Regions from separate parts of the Mus musculus genome. Here regions 1, 3 and 4 are each linked to region 2. Evidence: chromatin loops called from intact Hi-C (ENCODE). Cell type or tissue: gastrocnemius. All regions are shown on one strand.

The links. Hi-C counts contacts between places; a loop is a spot of excess contacts. Peaks named below come from ENCODE experiments on the same cell type or tissue, not always from the same donor. Only the 100,000 strongest peaks of a DNase experiment are listed, where the experiment ranks them.
Region 1: it touches region 2 in a loop (11-fold over the local background); 29 of 42 quality-filtered maps call a loop at or near these places.
Region 3: a loop joins it to region 2, with 3 times the contacts of the local background. A loop is called at or near these places in 8 of 42 quality-filtered maps.
Region 4: it touches region 2 in a loop (14-fold over the local background); 15 of 42 quality-filtered maps call a loop at or near these places.

The regions. Positions count from the first base shown.
Region 1 is chr9:54,611,369-54,616,368 of GRCm38, reverse strand. It overlaps Acsbg1 (acyl-CoA synthetase bubblegum family member 1), which reads left to right. Exons shown (of 14, transcript NM_053178.2): 10 at 272-502; 11 at 1,416-1,633. Among named protein-coding and RNA genes, the nearest start is that of Idh3a, 27 kb to the right of the region's middle. In gastrocnemius, a CTCF peak has its summit at 2,039 (motif pointing left); DNase peaks (open chromatin) are centred at 1,612 and 1,978.
Region 2 is chr9:54,673,868-54,678,867 of GRCm38, reverse strand. It overlaps Gm39341 (a long non-coding RNA gene), which reads left to right and starts at 1,666. Exons shown (of 3, transcript XR_870774.2): 1 at 1,666-1,821. In gastrocnemius, CTCF peaks have their summits at 1,968 and 2,173 (motif pointing right); a DNase peak (open chromatin) is centred at 2,213; H3K4me3 peaks cover 336 bases.
Region 3 is chr9:54,549,985-54,554,984 of GRCm38, reverse strand. Cib2 (calcium and integrin binding family member 2) reads left to right here. Exons shown (of 6, transcript NM_019686.6): 2 at 464-498. Among named protein-coding and RNA genes, the nearest start is that of Cib2, 7.7 kb to the left of the region's middle. In gastrocnemius, a CTCF peak has its summit at 2,424; a DNase peak (open chromatin) is centred at 2,356; H3K27ac peaks cover 488 bases.
Region 4 is chr9:54,435,783-54,440,782 of GRCm38, reverse strand. All of the region lies in intron 13 of Dmxl2 (Dmx-like 2), which reads left to right. Among named protein-coding and RNA genes, the nearest start is that of Dmxl2, 63 kb to the left of the region's middle. In gastrocnemius, a CTCF peak has its summit at 2,328 (motif pointing left); a DNase peak (open chromatin) is centred at 2,331.

The sequences.
Region 1 (5,000 bases), 62 kb after region 2:
TAATAAATAAATAAAAAGGGGTCTGGAGAAATGGCTCAGCTTGTTTGACTTCATGATTCATGACACATCTACATGCATTCAGGAGCACTCACACTTACATTTGCACAAATTCATGTTACATGCAAGGCCAATATCCAAAATGTTTACAAAGGGTTTAGCATGAACAACAATTCATCCAAACGGACAGCTTGGGCGGCCATGCTGGGTGCATACTCACGAGTGTCTTTGTTCTTCCTCCTGTGGATCATTCTCCTCCCCGCTCCTCTCACAGTGACCTGAAGCCCTTCACCAGCAGACTGGCGGATTACCTAGTGTTAGCCAGGGTCCGTCAGGCTCTGGGCTTTGCCAAGTGTCAGAAAAACTTCTACGGAGCAGCTCCGATGACGGCAGAGACGCAGCGCTTCTTCCTGGGCCTCAACATCCGCCTGTATGCAGGCTATGGCCTCAGCGAGAGCACAGGCCCCCACTTCATGTCCAGCCCCTACAACTATCGGCTTTACAGGTAAGGCTTGAAGTTGGGACACACTGAGGGCTCAGATGTCCTCGATGACACCCTTTGGTGCCTTGGGGAACTTGTTCCTCTCGCTTTCCCCTTCACACTGAATCCCTAGCCTCAAGTTTCAACTGCCATCTTGGGCCCCTTGCTTGTCCTGATGCATCTAGAGAAACAGTCTTTGCCACAGCGACATGCACACACACATGAGCAGCACCAAACTCGGGAATAACACACACACACACACACACGAGTGTACTTGCATACGCTTGTGTGCACACATACAAGTAAACATGTGCACATGCATATTTACACACCAAAACAAATAATAATGCTAACAATAATAGTAGTAGTAGTGGTGATACTAAAATAATAATATGTAGTAGTACCAAAATCTGAAAAAGACGGCCTGGAGAAATACCTAAGCAGTTAATAGCGTGTACTGCCCTCGCAGAGTTTCTAGTTCTATCCCCAGAACCCATATTTGGTTGTTCTTTAACTGCATAGATTTCTAGATCCAGGGGACCCAGTGCTCTTCTTTGGATGCTGCATGTATCTGTGTGCATGCATGAGCACACATACAATTATTTCTAAGTCTTAAAAAGCAGTTCTGAGGGCTGGAGAGATGGCTCAGTGGTTAAGAGCACTGACTGCTCTTCCAGAAGTCATGAGTTCAAATCCCAGCAACCACATGGTGGCTCACAACCATCTGTATTGAGAAACAAATAAAAAAAAAACCTATGGGTGGTGTCCAGATTGAGCAGGGACTAGAGCGAGTGGGGCCCAGAGCGATCGGGACCCAGAAAGGCAGGGCGGGGGGGAAAAGCAATCCTGAGGGGGTGGGGCCCAACCACCAATGAAGACTTTGCAGACTCAGGAGCTGACTCAGGACTTTACCTGACCTCTTCTCTTTTATCACCAGCTCCGGCAGGGTGGTACCCGGCTGCCGGGTGAAGCTGGTGAATCAGGATGCAGATGGCATCGGTGAGATCTGCCTGTGGGGCCGCACCATCTTCATGGGTTATCTGAACATGGAGGACAAAACCTGTGAGGCCATTGATTCGGAAGGCTGGCTGCACACAGGTGACATGGGCCGCCTGGATGCTGACGGCTTCCTCTACATCACCGGGCGCCTCAAAGGTGAGCATCCCTGTCCTGGGGCACATGGGAACTAGAGGAGCAATCGGTGCAGAAGTAAGTCCTGCTTCCAACACGGTTCATCGGCGCTGCACCCTGAGCCTTCACTACACGTCTCTTATCAGTATCAGCTCAGGGCAAGTACTGTCACAAATAAACAAGGATGATCGGAGAGATTAGATAACTAGTTCAGGGTCACCGAGATAACAGCCCCCAGGTGGCAGTTCCACTTCCTTTCTGGAACTTACATAGCCAGAGGTACTGCTCAACCTAGTTCCAGCTGAAAGAGGTTCTGGTCCTTCAGAAATGCACGGATTGGGCTGTACTAAGCAGTAAGCCAGGCAGTAAAACCCAGGCTCTAGAGCAGAAGGCAGCTGCTAGGGGAACTGTGCTCTCTTCCACCACCTAGTGTTCACTTTTATAATGACAAATGAAGAAACCTGAGTTCCAGCCCTGAGAGGAAAGGCCCTGTTTTTAGGTCAGTGGGTTCTCAACTTGGGGGTCAGGACCACCCTTTCACTGGGGTCCCAATATCCTGCATATGAGGTATTTAAATTATTATTTATTACATAATTACATCTATGTACCTTATATAACAAAATTACATCTACGAAGTAACAATGGAAGTAATTTATGGTCAGGAGTCACTACAACATGTATTAAAGGGTCACAGCATTAGGAAGGTATTGTTTTAGATGGTATGGTGAAAGGTAAGACTCCAGATACCCTGTTTCTTCAAAAAACACAGCAGTGCTGCCCACCAAAAAGACACCCTTTCTCGTGGTCCTATACGGTCAACGTTGAGACTATTTTGTCCCAAGGCACCAGTGTCCCCTTGAGTAGCTTTAGACTGGGCTGGTGTCTGGTTCTGTGGATTCTGTGGCCTGATCATCCCCTCCATGGTACCTTGGAAGTTCCTTTCATTTGCCTTTCCGTTTGAATTTAGACTCACTGTATTGGTGTATGCAATAGGTTGGCTTACATGGTGATTTTCATCTCGCTGAGTCTAGATTAGTTTTGTGAGGTTGTACATCCCTCAGAGTTAAGTCTGCCGAATCCTATGTACACTGTTTCTCCCCCCCCCCAACCTCCCCACCCGTTTACTTAGGTCTTTGACTTTTCTCTGCAGAACTAGTGTTCTAGTTTTCAGTGTAGGGTTTTTGCATCCATTCATTTTAAGAATTTTATTCATGTGCTATGGTCAATAATGGCATTTAAATTTTTACTATTCGTTCCTGAGATATAAAATGTAATTACTTGTTTTTTATATCTTGGTCTTGGGTCAAATGACTCTTTTGTTGTTCTAAGGATTAAATATAGGTCTTTGAGCCAGCTAGGCGAGCTTTCTACCACTGGCCAGTGGATAGGCCAGACGTTCTTTTTACTTGAGACAGGGTCATGCTCTGTTGTCTAGGCTGGTCTCGAATTTTGAATCCTCGTTGCCAAATAGCTGGGATTACCCAGCAGGCCCTGCTTCAAATGATCTTAACGAGCTCACAGAGTGGTTGTCTTGGAGTCTTGTGTTTGTTCTGTTGTCTTTGCTTGCTCACTTATTAAACAGGTTTTTGTAGGTAGTCCAAGCTGCCCTATAAGTCATAGTAGTCCTGCTTCAGGCGCCTAGGTGCCTGGATCACAGGTTCTGTGCCACGTGCATAGCTGCTATTGATTTTTTTTGAAGTTCTGTGGAATGAAACCAGGCCATTGCCCACAGAGTGCAAGGAGCTGAGCCGCCTCTCCAACGCTCTGCAAGTTCTAGCATGTGTGTGCTTTTGAATGTCCTATGGACAAAATTATGTCATCTGCATATGACATTATCATGACTACGCCTTCTCACTCAGGTTAGAACCTGTTCTTTCACAGTGTTGAACAGAAATGGTAATAGGCCAGGTTTGACCACAAGCACCAACCACAAAAAGAAGAAAAACAGTGTGTGGTGGAGCCAATTCCTGTTTTGTTTTCTGATCTCAGTGCAGTATCTTCAACATTTAAAAACAAACGAACACTAACAAAACAACAATAACAACTGGTTTTTTGTTTTGTTTTGTTTTTCTCTGTATAGCTCTGGCTGTCCTGGAACTCACTTTATAGACCAGGCTGGCCTCAAACTCACAGAGAGAGAGACCCACCTGCCCTGGATTATTGACTGCTGGGACTAAAGGCATGTGCCAAGCACAGCCTGTCTTCAAAAACATCTTACATTTTTAACCATTTGTTTGCATGTGCATGGCCCAGTGCATGAGAGCCATGCCCCGTGTGTGGAGGTCTGAGGGCAGCTCTCAGGAGTCAGTTTCCACCTTCCACCTTCTTGGTTTTGCTTCACCTCTCTAGTACTCTAGGCTAACTACCGAAGAGCTTCTGGACAATGCTTCCCTCTACCGCCCATCTCCCTGTGGGACCATTGGATTACACGTGGGTTTTTCACACGGGCTGGGGAATTGAACTTGGGTCGTCAGGCTTGCTCTGCGAGAACTTTCCCCTGCCGTGCCTATCCCAGGGCCTGTCCTCCCTACCTAATTGCTAAGTATGTTTTATATAGATTTGCTACAGACATTCTTGATTAGATTTAGGAAATTCCAAAGGGTTTTAACCACGTCCACATATAGAAGGCGTTGGTGGGACGGACAGAGAAAGGCAGGAGTGAGGTGTGCCAGAGGAATTATGAGCCAGGCTAGAGCTGCCTCTTCATGTTCACAGAATTTCTAGATTCTTCTCTGCCCTCTGCTGTTCCAGACAAACCCTGATCATTTGAACTCCATTCCACCTCTGGCCAGCTCATCCCCTCAATAACTCGTGCACCCGGTGCTTCCCACTTCAGGGAGGTCTTGTGTGACTCTCCTGAGCCTCTTCACTCTGATTCACCCTCCGTCACCAAAGCCCCTGTGCTTCTGTTCCATCCTGGGCGCTGCCTGTCAGACCTCTCTACAAGCTTCTCATCTGGGGCTACCGTTTCCTGTCTCTGTAACCCTGTGGTTCCCATCAGCTCCTGCTCTGTGAACTCACACAACTGGGCACTGCCTTGCTCTGTTCTGGGCCTGACATCAGGCTGGACCTGGGCATAGAATACGGCCAGCGACCTTTTTGAATTAGATAACCAGGAAAGCACTCTCACAAATGGGTCAAAGTTCAAATTTAGTGAATTTATTTTATATAATTTTATCTTACTACTTTTTTTCCTCAAAAAGTAGTAGGTTTGTTCACAGTTTGGCTGGAGCTAGGGGGAAGGTGAAACTTTTGAGCTCCTCTGTGCCTCGCTTGCAGCACGCTGCTACTGATTATGGAAATGCAGGATATTTGGGTCTACAAGGAACGAAAATCTGTCAGAATCTTGTCCTGGGAGGTGACTCTTCCTCGGAATGGGAAAAAAAGAAAA
Region 2 (5,000 bases):
CTTCTGTTTTCTTGCCTATAAATTGAATGCATAGGCCTGGAAGAACTCTTTTCTGAATCCAGCTCTGGCTTTCTCACTCAGAGCCTACAGAAGTGCCCACTGGACCTCTGTTCAGTTATTGTAGCCACTCCACAAAAAGGAAACAGGTTCTGAGATGTGGTTTCTCCCAGTCCCCTGCCTCTGTTGGAATGCTTTCCCCAGGCTCAGGAAAGTCCCCCAATTTCAGACACAACTAGCCAAGCGAGGTACAGCTTATAGGCATACAGGGAGCCTCAGGAATATGACTGCCTGTCTCTAGAGAAGGTCCTCCTGTCCTCCATGTTTCTCTCAATTACCTACCACAATCCCAGATATCTAAAGCTATCTCAAGCCACAGAGGATATGAACAAATACTAACTCTACCTTTTATTTTTAAATACGTGCCTGTGTGTATGATCCTGCAGAAGTATACATATAATATAGCACATGTGTACATGAGCCTGTGAAGTCTAGAAGAGGGGCCAGATCCCCTTGAACTGGAGTTACAGGTGGTTTAAGTTGCCACATGGGTACTGGGAACTTCACCCAGGTCTTTTGCAAGAGTAGTAAACACTTTTTAAAAGTATATATGTATATATTACATACATACATACATACATACATACATACATACATATGCTGGAGAGATGACTCAATGGTTAAGAACACTGGCTTTTCCAGTGGACCCTGGTTCAATTCCCAGAATCCACATGGCAGCTCACAGCTATGTAACTCCAGTTCCAGGGGATCTAACACAGACAGACATGCAGTCAAAATACCAATGCACATTTTTTTTTTAAAAAAGAAATCACTAAAAACCGTGTGTGTGTGTGCTCTGTCTGTCTGTATTTCTGCATATAACTTGCAGCCCTGGTGTAGGAAAGACTAGGTCCTCTGAAACTGGAATTGTAGACGTTGTGAGCCACCATGGGAACCAACTGGACTCAGGTTCTCTGCAAGAGCAGCCATCTTTCCAACGTTGATTGATTGATTGGTTGGTTGATTGATTGATATTTTGAAAAAAGTTCTCTCTAGGTTGCCCAGGCTGACCTGGACCTCCTGGGCTCGAGCTGCCCTCCCACCTTGCCCTCAGGAGAGGCTAGGTTATACCACACTCACTTTTATGGAAAAATAGCAGGCCGCTCTCAGTGTTTTCTGTGTACTTAACGTGTGTGTGACCCCATGAGTTCTGCCTCCGACTTACACAGCTGGCTTAGGTTTCCTATTAGATAGTACCAAGGCAAAGCTCCTGACTGAAGCCTGGGGAGCAGGTACAGGGCCCAGTGATGCAGAAAGGGGCAGGGGGAGACAGCAGGCTGGTGGCAGTGACCCACATTTAGAGCTCCCCAGCACTGCCCGAGAAAACATAGATAGCTCTTTGGCATATAAGACGTCAGGACAAGTCCTGGCTCTGCACCTTGGTCCATTCCCTTGAGAAAAGGGGCGGGGCAGAGAATATGAACAAATATGAATATACTGGGTCTCCTCCCCATTCCCTGTGCTGAAGTGCATAGCAGTTATGGGAAGAAAAGCAGAGCAAATGAAGGGGCAGGCATCTGGCAGAGGATAGAGAAAATCTCACCCACCACTGTCTGGAATCTGTGGATCATGTTGTCCTTTCTGCCCAAACTGGTTTCCAATAGGATTTCTGCACCTCGGAACCATGAGACAAAGCGACCGGAAAGGTTTGTGACTTGGCCCTTGTGACAAAGCCAGTCATCCATTCTCTGGAGTACAGCATGCATAGCCTTCTATCCAGGCCCTTCCTGGTGGGAAAGCAGGTGTCGCTCCCGCTGAAGTCAGGTGGGTAGCTGTTTTTGCTTCCTTCCTCTTTCACTCTGATTTGTTTCTCCAACGTGGACCTCAGTGGTCCAGCTCCACCTTAGCAGCTGGAATCCCTACTTTGCCTTCTGCTCTGGACACAGCTCTGTCCAGATGGAGGCGCTCTCGCCTACTCCTCCTAGAACCTTTGGCTCTGCAAACTCCAGGTTCATCCAGAGCTGGAGGACACTGGTTTTCTGACCTGGGATTCACTCCACTCATTTCATGTCGACTGGGCCGAGAGAACACGAAAGAAGCCCATGGACGAGGCTCTGGAGTACAGTTGAGACCCTGCGTACTTCGGACGCAGGAGTCCACCCAGGCCGATGCAGGCGGGCATTGCTGGTGAGGTGGCTGGTGCACAAAAGGGCTATGGCCAGCAGAGGTCAGTAGAGACCCAAAATAGCCATGCTTCTGCGTGGTGAAGTAAAACGGGGGCTTCCGGGCCAAGGACCCTCAAGTGAAGTATTTAAGATTGAAAAAAGAAAATAAGAAGTGGGGGAGGAGGAGAGGGAGGAAAAGATGAGGAGGGGGGAAGAAGAGGAAGAAGAGGAAGAAGAATAAAAACGGGGAAGGGAAAAACGGAATTTGGGCCACACAGGGTGTCTGTGTGGATATCTCCTTGTAAGCTGGTGCAAAGCAATGGCCTTCCCACCCAAGACCTAGAAGAACCTTTTTTAAAAGCAAGGACAAAGACTAAAGACAGTTCAGTTGGTAGGGTGCTTCAGGCCCTTGGTTCAGTTCCAGGGTATGGTTTCTCCGCACTGCATAAATGCGAGTGGGTGGGGAGTGGCACACGTTTATCATCCTAATACACGACAGAAGCAAGAGGATCTATAGCCTTCAAGGTCATCCTTAGCTACAGAGCCTGGGCTTATTTGCTAAAAAATCTAAAGAGCTAGTCACTTAGACAAGCTAGACACTTGTCCCAAAGACTTATGTCACTATACTAAGCTCCCTCCCCACTTTCCTCTAGTACTTACTAACTTAACACTCCCAGCCCACCTTTCTGGCATCTAACTCCACCTCTGAACAGCATTCCTGTGTAATGAGAACATACTTGAGCATCTCCACCTCCTCCTCCCCTCAACCATTCCTTTATTTTGTCATTGTGGAAATTTGTAACACACACATTTGTTTGTTTGTTTGTTTATTGTTAAAGTTTTCCCACAGCAAGGAAAAGGGAGTAGAAAGAAGGGAAAAGTCAGAGGAACTCACAGTAGCTGTGGTCACCTGTACAAGATCAAACCTAATATGTGGGAGGGAGGGACTCATGAGCCCTCAGCCCTAGCTGACGCACTATTCTATCTGAGGCACTATTGGTGGTTGATGGCTGCCGGGGTGGGAGTCACTTTTCTTTGGGAGTTTGTCACTGAGTATAGGGTGTCCATGCTCAGTTGATGTCCCCACACCATCTGCATGTGGACAACACTAACTGGAACTCCCTGGGTCATGTGTGTGTGTGTGTGTGTGTGTGTATGTATGTGTGTATATGCATGTAAGTGTGTGTTAGCGTTCCTTGTAGGCTCCGCCCCTTAGTTACCTGGCAACAGCAGGCTATAAAAGGGGCTGCTTGACCTCTCCTCACTCTCCTGCTCTTCTTACTCTCTTACCCTTTCTGTCCCTGGCTGGCCTCTACTCCTCCCCTCCCCTCCCCTCCCCTCCCCTCCCCTCCCCTCCCCTCTCCTGCCCTCCTCCCCACCTCCATCTTTCTACTACCCCCTCAACTCTACTCCCCATGCCCTAAATAAACTCTATTCTATACTATACTATCCAGGGATGCCTCAGCATGGACCAGCAGAAACACCCACTTTCCCACACCATACTGTACCTCCACCAAACACAGCCCTGGATCCTTTTTCTTGTTTTATAAGACACAACAATGTGTATGAGTGTGTGTATGTGTGTGTGTTAGTGGGTATGTATGAGAGAGTATGAGTGAGTGTGTATGCGTGTAGAGATGCACACATGTATGAAATTGTGAAAAAATAAATAGAAAAATATTCTTAAAAAAATCATTCCCCCAACTTTTCTGATAGATTTCAAAAGCACTCTAATAAACTATAGGAGAGGTAGACAAGCATTTGAAAATTTGTTTCAGGCTGGAGAGATGGCTCAGTGGTTAAGAGCACTGACTGCTCTTCCGAAGGTCCTGAGTTCAAATCCCAGCAACCACATGGTGGCTCACAACCATCCTTAATGAGATCTGACACTCTCTTCTGGTGTGTCTGAAGACAGCTGCAGTGTACCTAGATAATAATACTGCAGTGTACTTATATAATAATAAATAATACTACAGTGTACTTATATAATAATAAATAAATCTTTAAAAAAAGAAAATTTGTTTCACATTAATTCCAATGTATTAGAAAATATATGTATGTGCATATGTGCATATAGATATAAGTCCTTTAGTTTGTGATTTTACAGGTAAACTTTCTTAGGATAAAACTAAAATCCATTTTTAAGTTTTAAAAGTGAGTTGAGGTGAATAAAGATATTAAATTATGGGGAGATGGATTGGACTACAGATGGCTTGCACCTACATAGATGCTGGGTGTTCAGGAGCATAGGCCCGTGAACCCCGCCCTTTAAAACAGAAGATGAGGAATCCTGGAGTCAGCTGAGTAGCAAGACTAGCCAGATCAGTGAGTTCTGGATCCTGTGAGCGATCCTGCTACAGTACTGGGGTAGAGACCAACCAGTGAAAACACCCACATTTAACCTCAGCTTCCACATGCATCCACATTCAATAGCACACAAGTGTGTCCACACATGGGAGCATGCACGCATGCGCGCGCGCGCACACACACACACACACACACACACACACACACACATATTTGTAGTGATGTACAATGGCAGAGGAAAAATCAGGAAGGTAGCCGAGCCCAGGGCTGGACGCCCTGAGTTGCACAAGCAACAGTTGTCTGACTCTGAAGGCAGCTGGGCTCCATCGCCTTACAGTTGTCATGGTTCAGATTTACAAATTGTTTTTCTTGATATTTCCAATCGTTTTGTTTTCCTTGTTTGTGATTATACCTCAGACTGAGGCTTCATCTCAGTCATCCCGCTTTTGACGTAGGAATCTGGGGGTGGGGGTGGAGGGCAGAATCCTCACATTTCTAGTTTTATCGGGAGACACTGAGTGGTTCATTTGC
Region 3 (5,000 bases), 120 kb after region 2:
GTTCCCAAACTCGGGACTGCTACCCACAGATACTCAGGACGTCCACTTTATACTGCCTACCCACACAACACGGGGCTCTCAGTGCCTCTGGTGGTGGGCTGAGGCACCCTGTTGATTCTCTCTACAGTGGTCTCGAGAATTGTCTATTAGCTACCCCCTGTCCTCCCACAATGTGTCCCGCTAGCCTTCAAACTACTGTGGCACTTATGTTCCTCTTTGCTGAGTACCCCAAGAGTGCCACCCAGCCCCACCCCACCTATGCATCACTGTCCTGGGCCCAGTAGTCAGGGGCCATGGATCAAAAGTTTCTGGAAGCATCTTCTGGGCCTAGAATTGGCTGTCCCCTCTGGGGAGGAATGGGAGGAACAGTAGGTTCTTTGCTGCTTTGGGTCCGGGGCTTTTGGTTGGGGCCCCATAGCTGTAAGGGTTCTAAGAGAACACCATTTCTGTATTCTCTCCACAGGACTGCACTTTCTTCAATAAGAAGGACATCCTCAAGTAAGTATGGCTTCTTGTCTATCTCTCTGGGGCTAGGACTGTGGTCGGAATGGGGTCTTTTGGGACCTGCTACTCTAGGGACCCCATCTTTTAAGCTAGGGGCTCTAATAATCCCCTGGCTTCAGTGTCTGTCACTCCCGGGATGTCCAAAAGCCAAAGGCATGCCCACCACGCCCGAGCTGTTTACAAAGGGTCTCCAGAACATCCCGTCTCTTTGTGACCTAAGGCGGAGGTCTTGAACAGGAGACATTGCAGTGTTGCCAGTCTCTGACCAGTGAGCAGCTATTACAGGATGCTAGGAAACCTGCAGCCATCGCTGGCCCCCTCTACCTAAGCTATCCGGTGTCACTAAAAGCCAGCAAAGTCTCAAGATCAGTTTCCCTGGAGATCGATGCTCGGGCTGGGGCTACAGCCTGGTGCAGCCTCCCCAGAGAGTTGTGCTGGCGTTTTTTTTTCACTCCCCTGACCGCTCTGTGTGGACAGTGCTCCTCTTCCAGCCTACCATTCTACCTTGTCACTGGGGTGGACACAGGCTACCCCATTTTCACCTCTAAGGGGGTCAGAGACTGGGTCTCAGGCCTGAGCTTCCTCCCATATCCACAGCCCTGGAGCTCTATGACCTCAGTGAGGTTTGACCCTCTGGAGCCTCCCTTTCTGGGGCTCTGGTTCCACTGTAGTTATATCACTACTACTATAGTAGAGTATAGTATAGTATATATAGTATAGTATAGTATAGTATAGTATAGTATAGTATAGTATATATAGTATAGTATAGTATAGTATAGTATAGTATAGTATAGTATATATAGTATAGTATAGTATAGTATAGTTCAGTATAGTTATAGTAGTGATAGTTCCTGACCACTGGAACTATCCTGAATGTGTCCTCAGTGAGGATTTTTCAGTGCTGACTCTAACCTTCCAGAGTTCTTGGGACAAGCCCTCTATCAGTAGGAATTCCATAGGAATCCTTCATTGAGGTGTGCTTTCAACCCTCTTAGCCCTAGCTTTGTACATGCTGATTCTGGGCTGCGTGTGCTCTGAGGCTCACGGTGTTTCTATTCTGATCCAGTTCCTTACCACCCCAGCACTTATAACGCTCTTAAAGCCAGTCAAAGCTCTGTAGATCCATACAGTAACCATACTCAGTAACCAGCTCCCATCTGGGGAAGAATTCAGATGTCTCTTCCCATGCCTGGCACCTGGCCGTGGTGCCTGTTGGCCACCAGTGATGAGGGGTGGGAGGACTGGACACAGGAGGATGTCCCAGGCTGGCAAAATGCAGAGACAAAGGCACAGTCTTGTGTCTCCTTTTCACCCCCTACCCCACACTGCCATGTACCAATCTCTATTGAGATCAGCACGGTTACCCTTAGGAAACAATGGCTCAAGACAAGGCCAAGAGTTGGGGTGGTCTGACAGGCCTTTGGGGGGTGTCTCTGGAAAATGAAGGGCACTTAGGTAAAGGTGCCTGGGTCTCGACAGCCTTGACCTTTTATTTCCACACTAGAGAAAAAACAAGCATTAGGTCCCCTCAGGGGTGAAGGAACCTCCCAGGTATCTGGGTACCCTGCCTGAGCAGATTCCTGCCTTGTTTCTGGGTGTCACTCCCAGCAGAGGCCCACGTCACTGACCCCTGCATCCCTGTCAGGCCAGCCCCTCTCCACTGCTCACGTCTCAATGAGGTGCAGAGATGGTAAGGAGCAAAGACGACTTACCAATGTCTAGCAGGCCAGTGGTAGAACCAGCGTGGCCAGGCCCTGCCTCCGTTGGTCTGCCCCCCTCCTTCCCTACCTGCCAGCTGCTTGTCTCCTTGGTAAGCTGCACCCTGAGTACTGACCAGATGGCAGGGAGGAAACTCGAGCTGGAGGTTCTTCTGTCAGTGTGATCACAGATAACCAGGATCCCCTGCTCAACTGCTCCCCCTACCTACAAGCCCTGTAGATCCCAGTACTCTCTAGGTACAGATCTTCCATCCCACCTGTTATGGTTTGCATACGCTCAGCCCAGGGAGTGGCACTATTAGGAGGTGTGTCACTGTGGGTGTGGGCTATAAGACCCTCATCCTAGCTGCCTGGAAGTCAGTCTTCCACTAGCATCAGATGAAGATGTAGAAGTCTCAGCTCCTCTTACCCCATGCCTGCCTAGATGCTGCCATGTTCCCACCTTGATGATATAGACTGAACCTCTGAACCTGCAAGGCAGCCCCAATTAAATGTTATCCTTGTAAGAGTAGCCTTAGTCACAGTGTCTGCTCACAGCAGTAAAAACCTAACTGAGACACCGCCCATCTGCATACCTCGGTCAGCTTCCATGCTTCCTGTGGGTAAGGGATTCACCCTTCAGCTCACTTGTCCTCAGTGACACTTGGTTCCTGAGCAAGTGGACAGGAATCCTGTTCCCTTCAGCCAAAACAAGCGTACCCACTTGACACCCTGAGGAATTTGCTAAGTGATTATTATTTATTTTCTTAACCTTTAAAAGAATGTATGTAATCGATTTTAATTACTTTTTATTTATCTTTGTTGTACACGGGGTGTCAGAAACTTAAACTGCCTGCAAGGGCTAACCTGCACCATGAGTAAAGGAAGTGGGCCAATCCCTGGATCATTGCTGCAGAAATAACTGCTCCCAGCCCCAGCAAGATCACCAAACAAATGCGCCGTGTAGACGTCTTTCTGTGTGTAAATGTTGGCAAATAGATTTGAAAATTTAATTTAATTCCTTCTCTTCTAAAAATGTAATATATTAAAAAAAAAAAAAAAACCATGCGAGAGCCAGGCACTCCTGTGGTCTGTTTATGACTTTTCAGAGGAAACCATCTTTCTCCTAATGATTCCAAACGCTGCGTATCACAGGCTACATCTCACTCATACTTGGGTTCAACTCGTCTCAGTCTGGTGTCAGTGTCTTTTCTGTCTGTCTGTCTGTCTGTGTTTTCTTACGGTGGTGGGGAGCGTGGGAGGCAGGTGGTTAAGACAAGATCTTGCTAGAGAGTTGGCTGTTTTCAAACCTTTGCAGTACCTGTTTCAGTCTTTGGACTCTGGCTTTGTCCCCGCCCCCCTTTTCCCTCTCCTTATCAGTCTCCCCCCATCTCTCTTTGTCTATTTATTATTTATCGATTTTCGGTTTGGGGGTTTTGGAGTTGGGCTTTGTCGGCTTTTGGTTCATTAGTTGGTGTTTTGTTTTTGAGACGGGGTCACCCCCTGTATAGCTCAGGCTGGTTTTGAACTTGGACTCCTCCTCCTTAGTGGTCGGAAGGGTTCTGTGAACTTCCAAAACCATCCATGGGGTTCCACATCTGTTTTCATGCAGCTAGAGTGGCATGATCGTCATTTCTGGTTCTCGGGGTTATGACAGGACACAGAAGTATACATCTTTTTTATTTGACTCAGTGGAAAGAAGTGACAGAGATGTAGGTCCTCCCTCCCTCCCTCCCTCCCTCCCTCCCTCCCTCCCTCCCTCCTTTCCTTCCTTCCTTTCTTTCTAAACATAGGTTCTGGGGATTGAACTCAGGTCCTTCCCTGACTTTGCTTCAGCCCACCAGAGAGTTTTATGAACTCTGTCCTATTTAGCCCACACAAGTGTGGAAAATGATAGACTGGTTCCAGTTTCTGACTGAAAATTATTCTCTGCAGTTACTCATATTTACCCAAGGTCACCCCACTAGCTAGAGAGTGGTTTAGGCGCATTTCTAACCTCAGCCTGGCTTGAAGCTCCTACTGCAGCAACCCCCACAATTTTGGGGGCACATGCTAATGTCAAGAGGCATGCAGTGTCACCCCTAGTACAGGGGGAGGGGAGTAGATGTTCAGGTCTAGTAAATGTAATCAGAAACACAATGGATCTGTTAAAGGTGAATGAATTAGCTGAGTGTGGCATTCTGAGCCTGGGGAGGCTTCAGGCTGCCCAAGGAAGAGGCTAGCAAGGCCTGCCTATGTGGTGAGACCCTGTCAACCTCTGCCTCCTCCAAAAAGCACATCAGTTGCCAAATATAAATTCTGTTGCAAGGACTTTTATAAAAAAAAAAGGGGGGGCGGCAATGTTCCTCAATGCAGAAAATAACAGAAACTCAGTGTCCTCTTGCCTAGAGTCCAGTTTTTATTTGGCCACGCGGGTGTCTTCTGACCCTCTCTCACACAAAGAATGGGGTTTGGGGGTTTCTCCTTTCTGCTCTATCCCTTGTGACCTTAGGCCCTTTGATGGAGATGTGTTCCTGGAGAGGAACAAAATCAGGTCAGGGTGAGAGGAGAGGAAGAGGAGGGGAGAGAGGGTGAGAGAGACAGAGAAAGAGGATGGTGGGTGACAGTTGCCCAGCAGGGGGATAGGGAGGAAGTATGGGGGTGGGGATAATGGTGCTGGTACATGTCTGTGTTTAGGAAGCAAGGAGGGCCTGGGAAGTTGGGTCATCAGCACAGGGATTCACCAGAACCTGCTCCCCCCCCCCCCCAGGTTATGCCCATCGTGGACAGAGCAGATACCTCCTATTGGCCCCTCACTAG
Region 4 (5,000 bases), 240 kb after region 2:
GCCTTTTCTTCCTCCCTCCTTCCCTCTCTCCCTCCCTCCCTCCCTCCCTCCCTCCCTCCCTCCCTCCCTCCCTCCCTCCCTTCCTTCCTTCCTTCCTTCCTTCCTTCCTTAGATGGAGTTTGGTTCCAAGATGGAGTAGGTTTGGCCTCTCAGCCTTTGATTTTGAAAAGTAGCCATTGGTCTAGTTTTACTTTAGTCGCTGTGGCTCCTCTTGGCTTAGGGGTTTCAGTCCTGCTTTATGGCCTGCATTATTTGGCCTTTATGGTGAGTTCATTAACTATTGCTGTTTGTTTGTATTGAGAGGGTTTTTAAAAAGGCTTTTGTCCTTATGAATATTTAAGTGCTATAATTATTTCTTTCATAAATGGAGTGTTGCCCAGTTTATGTGTTGCTGGCTATTGAAACTAGAGCTTTGCATACACTAGGCAAGCATTCTCCAGACTGATTCCTCCTGGGTAATTTTCTTGGTATTTTCAAGGAGCCATGTTTCATTGAACCTTTTGTTTCTCTGTTTTGGTTTTTTTTAAATTGATTTGTCTGCTTTTATCTTTATTTCCTAACTTTTTTGTTTGTTTGTTTTTTTGTTTTTGTTTTTTGTTTTTTTGTTTTTTGTTTTTTTTTCGAGACAGGGTTTCTCGGTGTAGCCCTGGCTGTCCAGGAACTCACTCTGTAGACCAGGCTGGCCTCGAACTCAGAAATCCGCCTGCCTCTGCCTCCCGAGTGCTGGGATTAAAGGCGTGCGCCACCACACCCGGCTTATTTCCTAACTTTTGCTTGCTTTAGGATTTTCTTCTTTAAATTTATTCTTCTGCCATATATTTTATCCTGGCCTAAGTTTCCCCTCTTCCCTGTCGTCAGTCCCCCTCACCCCCTGTTCCCTTTCCCCCAGATCCACGTTTCCCCTAATTCTCTTCAAAACAGGGCAGGCCTCCCAGGGACATCACCCAAACATGGCATATCAAGCTTCAGAAAGACTAGGCACCTCCTTCATATTAAGTCTGAATGAGGCAACTCAGCAGGAGGAAAAGTGTAGCTTTAATTTTTTCAAACCTTATTTTTAATGATGGTTCTTAAACACCTTCCTTGTAGCCCACATTTAACCAGAGTAGTGGAAAAGAAAGGATAGGGGGTTGAGAGTTGGTGTGGGCGGGGGACCTGTTTAGAAAGTTTCTTTGGAGTAACTTCCATCTGTGTTGTTTGGAAATTGGCAGTTCAGTTCACAGGTTAGCAGGCAGCAGCAGCTCCATCCACTCATAAACACTTCATGACTACACCAGCAGTCCAGTTTGGTAGAGTCAGGTTAGCAACAGTGGTGACATGACCTAGCAGAGACAGGCAGGCCTCAGCCTCAGCATGAGTCAACAGGAGGGACCAACAGGAAAACCAGGAGACGTTCTCAGCTGTGCCTCTCTCACGAGTGTTGCTCAGCTAGTTCTACCAGCAAGCTAAACTCTCTCTCTGTCACTCCATGGAGTCCTTTTTATACCCTCCAAATATCACGTGTCCTCCATGTGCCTTGCCTGAGCACAGTTCTTGCCTCAGCACATGCATCCAGTCAGCTTGAGTCTGCAGCAGTGCCAAGAACCTGCAGTACACCAACAGATGTTTTTTGGTGCCTTTCTCTCTATGGCATCCCGGCAAGTGCATCTCAGCTATGCAGTGTAAGGCAGAGCAGTGCATTCGTGTTGTTAGCAAAGAATCCTTCATCTTGCACCCTTTCATGTGCTTGCTTCAGCAGAACATCCTCTCTGCTGTGTCTGCTTCAGCGAAACGTTCCTTCATGATTCTGCCTTAGCCTTTCACACCTGTGTCCACTTTAACGAAATGTTCCTTCATGTGTTTGCCCCAGCAAAACACCATCCAACCGACTTTCCAAAGAACCCTTAAGTTTCCATTTCAGAAAAGGGTCCCAGAAGCAGGTAAAAGAGTCAGAGACAGCCCCCACTCCTACTGTTAGGAGTCCCACAAGAATACCAAGCTACACAACTGTAACATACATTCAGAAGACCTAGGTCGGTTCAATCTCTGTGAGTCCTTATAAGCCCAGGTTTATTGATTCAGTGGGTTTTCTTGTGGTGTCCTTGGTTCCTTCAATCCTTCCTCCTCCTCTTCCACAGGATTCCCCAAGTTCTGCCTAATGTTTGGTTGTGGGTCTCTGCTGGATAAAGCCTCTAATTACAATTATGCTAGGCTCTAGAGTAAGCAGAATATCATTAGGATTCATTTCATTGCCTATTTCTTTCTTTACTTTGCTGGATGTATTTGGTTTTATTCTAGGTCTCTGGGGTATCCAGCCTCTGGGCTGTGTCAGACATGGTCCGTAGCTCCCTCTAGTGGCATGGGTCTCAAGCTGGACCAGCTTGGACCACTCCCACAAATTCTGTGCCACATTACCGCAACACATTTTGTAGCTAGCAGCTTACCTATGTTTTTTCTCTTTAGTTTTCAGATTTTGTAGCTGGGTTGGTGTCCCAGTCCCTCCACTGGAAGCTTTGCCTGCTTACAGAAGATGGTCAGTTCAGGCTCTGGCCCCATTATCTGTAGTTTCCTAGGCCTTACTTGTCCTGGGTTTTCTTTCTTTATGGGGAGAAGAGCTTAGATTATTAACTTGAAATTTATTTTCTAAATTAAAATTTGTTTTGAGATTAAATAATCTCAATTTTTATTTTGTGTGTATGGATGCTTTGTTTGATGTATTTCTTATCAGATCCCCTGGAACTGGAGTTACACACAGTCTGGAAGAGTAGTCGTTGGTCTTAACCACTGAGCATCTATCCATTCTCCCAAGTTTTTGTTTTTATTTATTTTTATATGTATGTGTAGTGTGTGCATGTGGGTTTGTGTACAGGTGTGTGCTCAGGTGTTCACAAAAGCTGCAACTGTGCAGCTCTCTCTGCATTTCTTTTTTTTTTTAAGATTTATTTATTTATTTTATGTATATGAATATACTGTAGCTGTCTTCAGACACACCAGGAGAAGACATGGGATCCCATTACGGATGGTTGTGAGCCACCATGTGGTTGCTGGGAATTGAACTCAGGGCCTCTGGAAGAGCAGTCAGTGCTCTTACTCTTAGCCCCTGAGCCATCTTTCCAGCCTCTCCCTCTGCATTTCTTGCAAGTAGCTGGACATGTTTGAGAGAGAGGGAGATCTCTTCTCTGCTGTGCCCACTGGTCAGAGTCTCCTTTCCTGGTAGTTTTTTACTGCTGCAGTAGAGATGGAAAGGGGCCTTCCAGCGTCTTGCAGGTTTCTGCTGTCTCAGACATGGGAACATTTGTTTATCTCCTGAATCTCAGAAGCTTGAGAAAACTGCTCTCTCGAACTCTCAGATCCTATTTTGAGGGATGCTGCATTGAGTTCTTATGTATCTTTACTGACTGTAAGTGTTCTATCAAATAGTGAAAGGACATTAACGTATCTTAACTGTAATTGTGAGTTTATGTATTTTTCCTTCCAATTTTTAAAAATTTTTATCTCATGTATTAAAAAAAATCTGTTGTTTGTTTGTTTTGGACACATATCTATCTAACTTGATGTCAAGGGTGTCAAAGGTCAGGCCTTCTCAGAGTTTTGGGGAGGATCCTTCCTTGCTTCTCCTGGTTCCTGGTGGCCCAGGGAAGACCTGGCACCAGGAGCTGCTCGAGCCCTCTGAGTCCTTAGAATGCAGAGCCGTTTGTGTTTCAGAGTGCCATGATATAAGGATTCTGGGCTTTGTGTTTATTTCTGTCCACACTAAGTGTAACATGGTCTGTAAAATTCCTGCCATTTGTGCTTATCCTTTTTTCTTTTTTGTTATTTGTATATTCCCCTAGCTACTTCCTCTACTAATCATGAGTAAGAAGGACAAGAAGTTGGCATATGCTTTTCTTATTCCTCAAAATTAGATTTTTCGCAGCTGTTGGGTAAAGTCCAACTTACCCCTCCCCCACCACCCACCATAACATACATAGAAAAGATTTGAATATTTTTATGTAGATGGAGAGGTAGATCTTGGGGACACTGAAAATGTTGGGTAGGGAAGCCAAGTGATCAGTCTGTGTGATGGTTTATAGTGGGTGTGCACTGGAAATATGATGGGAGCGAGGAGTGTGCTGAGGTGAGCTAAATACGTGTAGACAGACACTAGCTAGAGTCCATATAAACCAGGGAAGAGGAACCGACTTAGGAGTTGGTTGAATATGGATACGAAGATATGATGCTGAGGTTTCTAATGCGTTTATGGTTCTGGTATGGCAAGATACTTGGAAGGTATTTATGATTTAATTTGGAGATATATCAAATGTGGGGTTACTGTAATTTTAGCTTAGATCATTATTTTATAGGTAATTGTAAATAAATTAGCAAGGTCTGGGGGTCATGGTGATGCATGCACGATGATGCAGCACTTGGGAGGCAGAGAGTGGAACTTTGAGAGTTCAAGGGCAGCCTGGTTATTTAGTGAGTTCCAGGAGAGTTAGGGATATATAGAGGGACCCTGTTACAACCCTGCTCCTCCCAAAATAGCAGTGTTCCACATTATATAGCAGTGGGTATTTGGAGTTAATTATTGTAAAGACATAACTAAATGTTAATAGATTTGTGCAGGCATTGGCAAATGTATATGTGTGTACCCTAATTATCAAGAAAAGATTCTATTCAGCCAACTGTTTATAAAGACATTTAAAGATGTTTCATATTTTAATATTAATTTATAATTTTATCTGATTATCAGTTATTTTAGTACTTAAAGCATAAACTTTTGAATCTCTGCCAGTGATGCTAGATTTATTCATTCATCAAGTATGTAGGGGCACTTCAGGACGACTATGATTAAATAAACCACAAGTCTGGGATTGGAGATACAATGATTTCACATGTACTTCTGTTACTAAGAGCAAGATTTTAGAGTAGGAACTGTGTAACATGTAATGTGTTTTCCCTCATTAACTCACTGATTTGTTTATCTACCAATATTTAATTTCCATCAGTGACCGCTGTGTGTAAGTTGTGACATGGTGGAA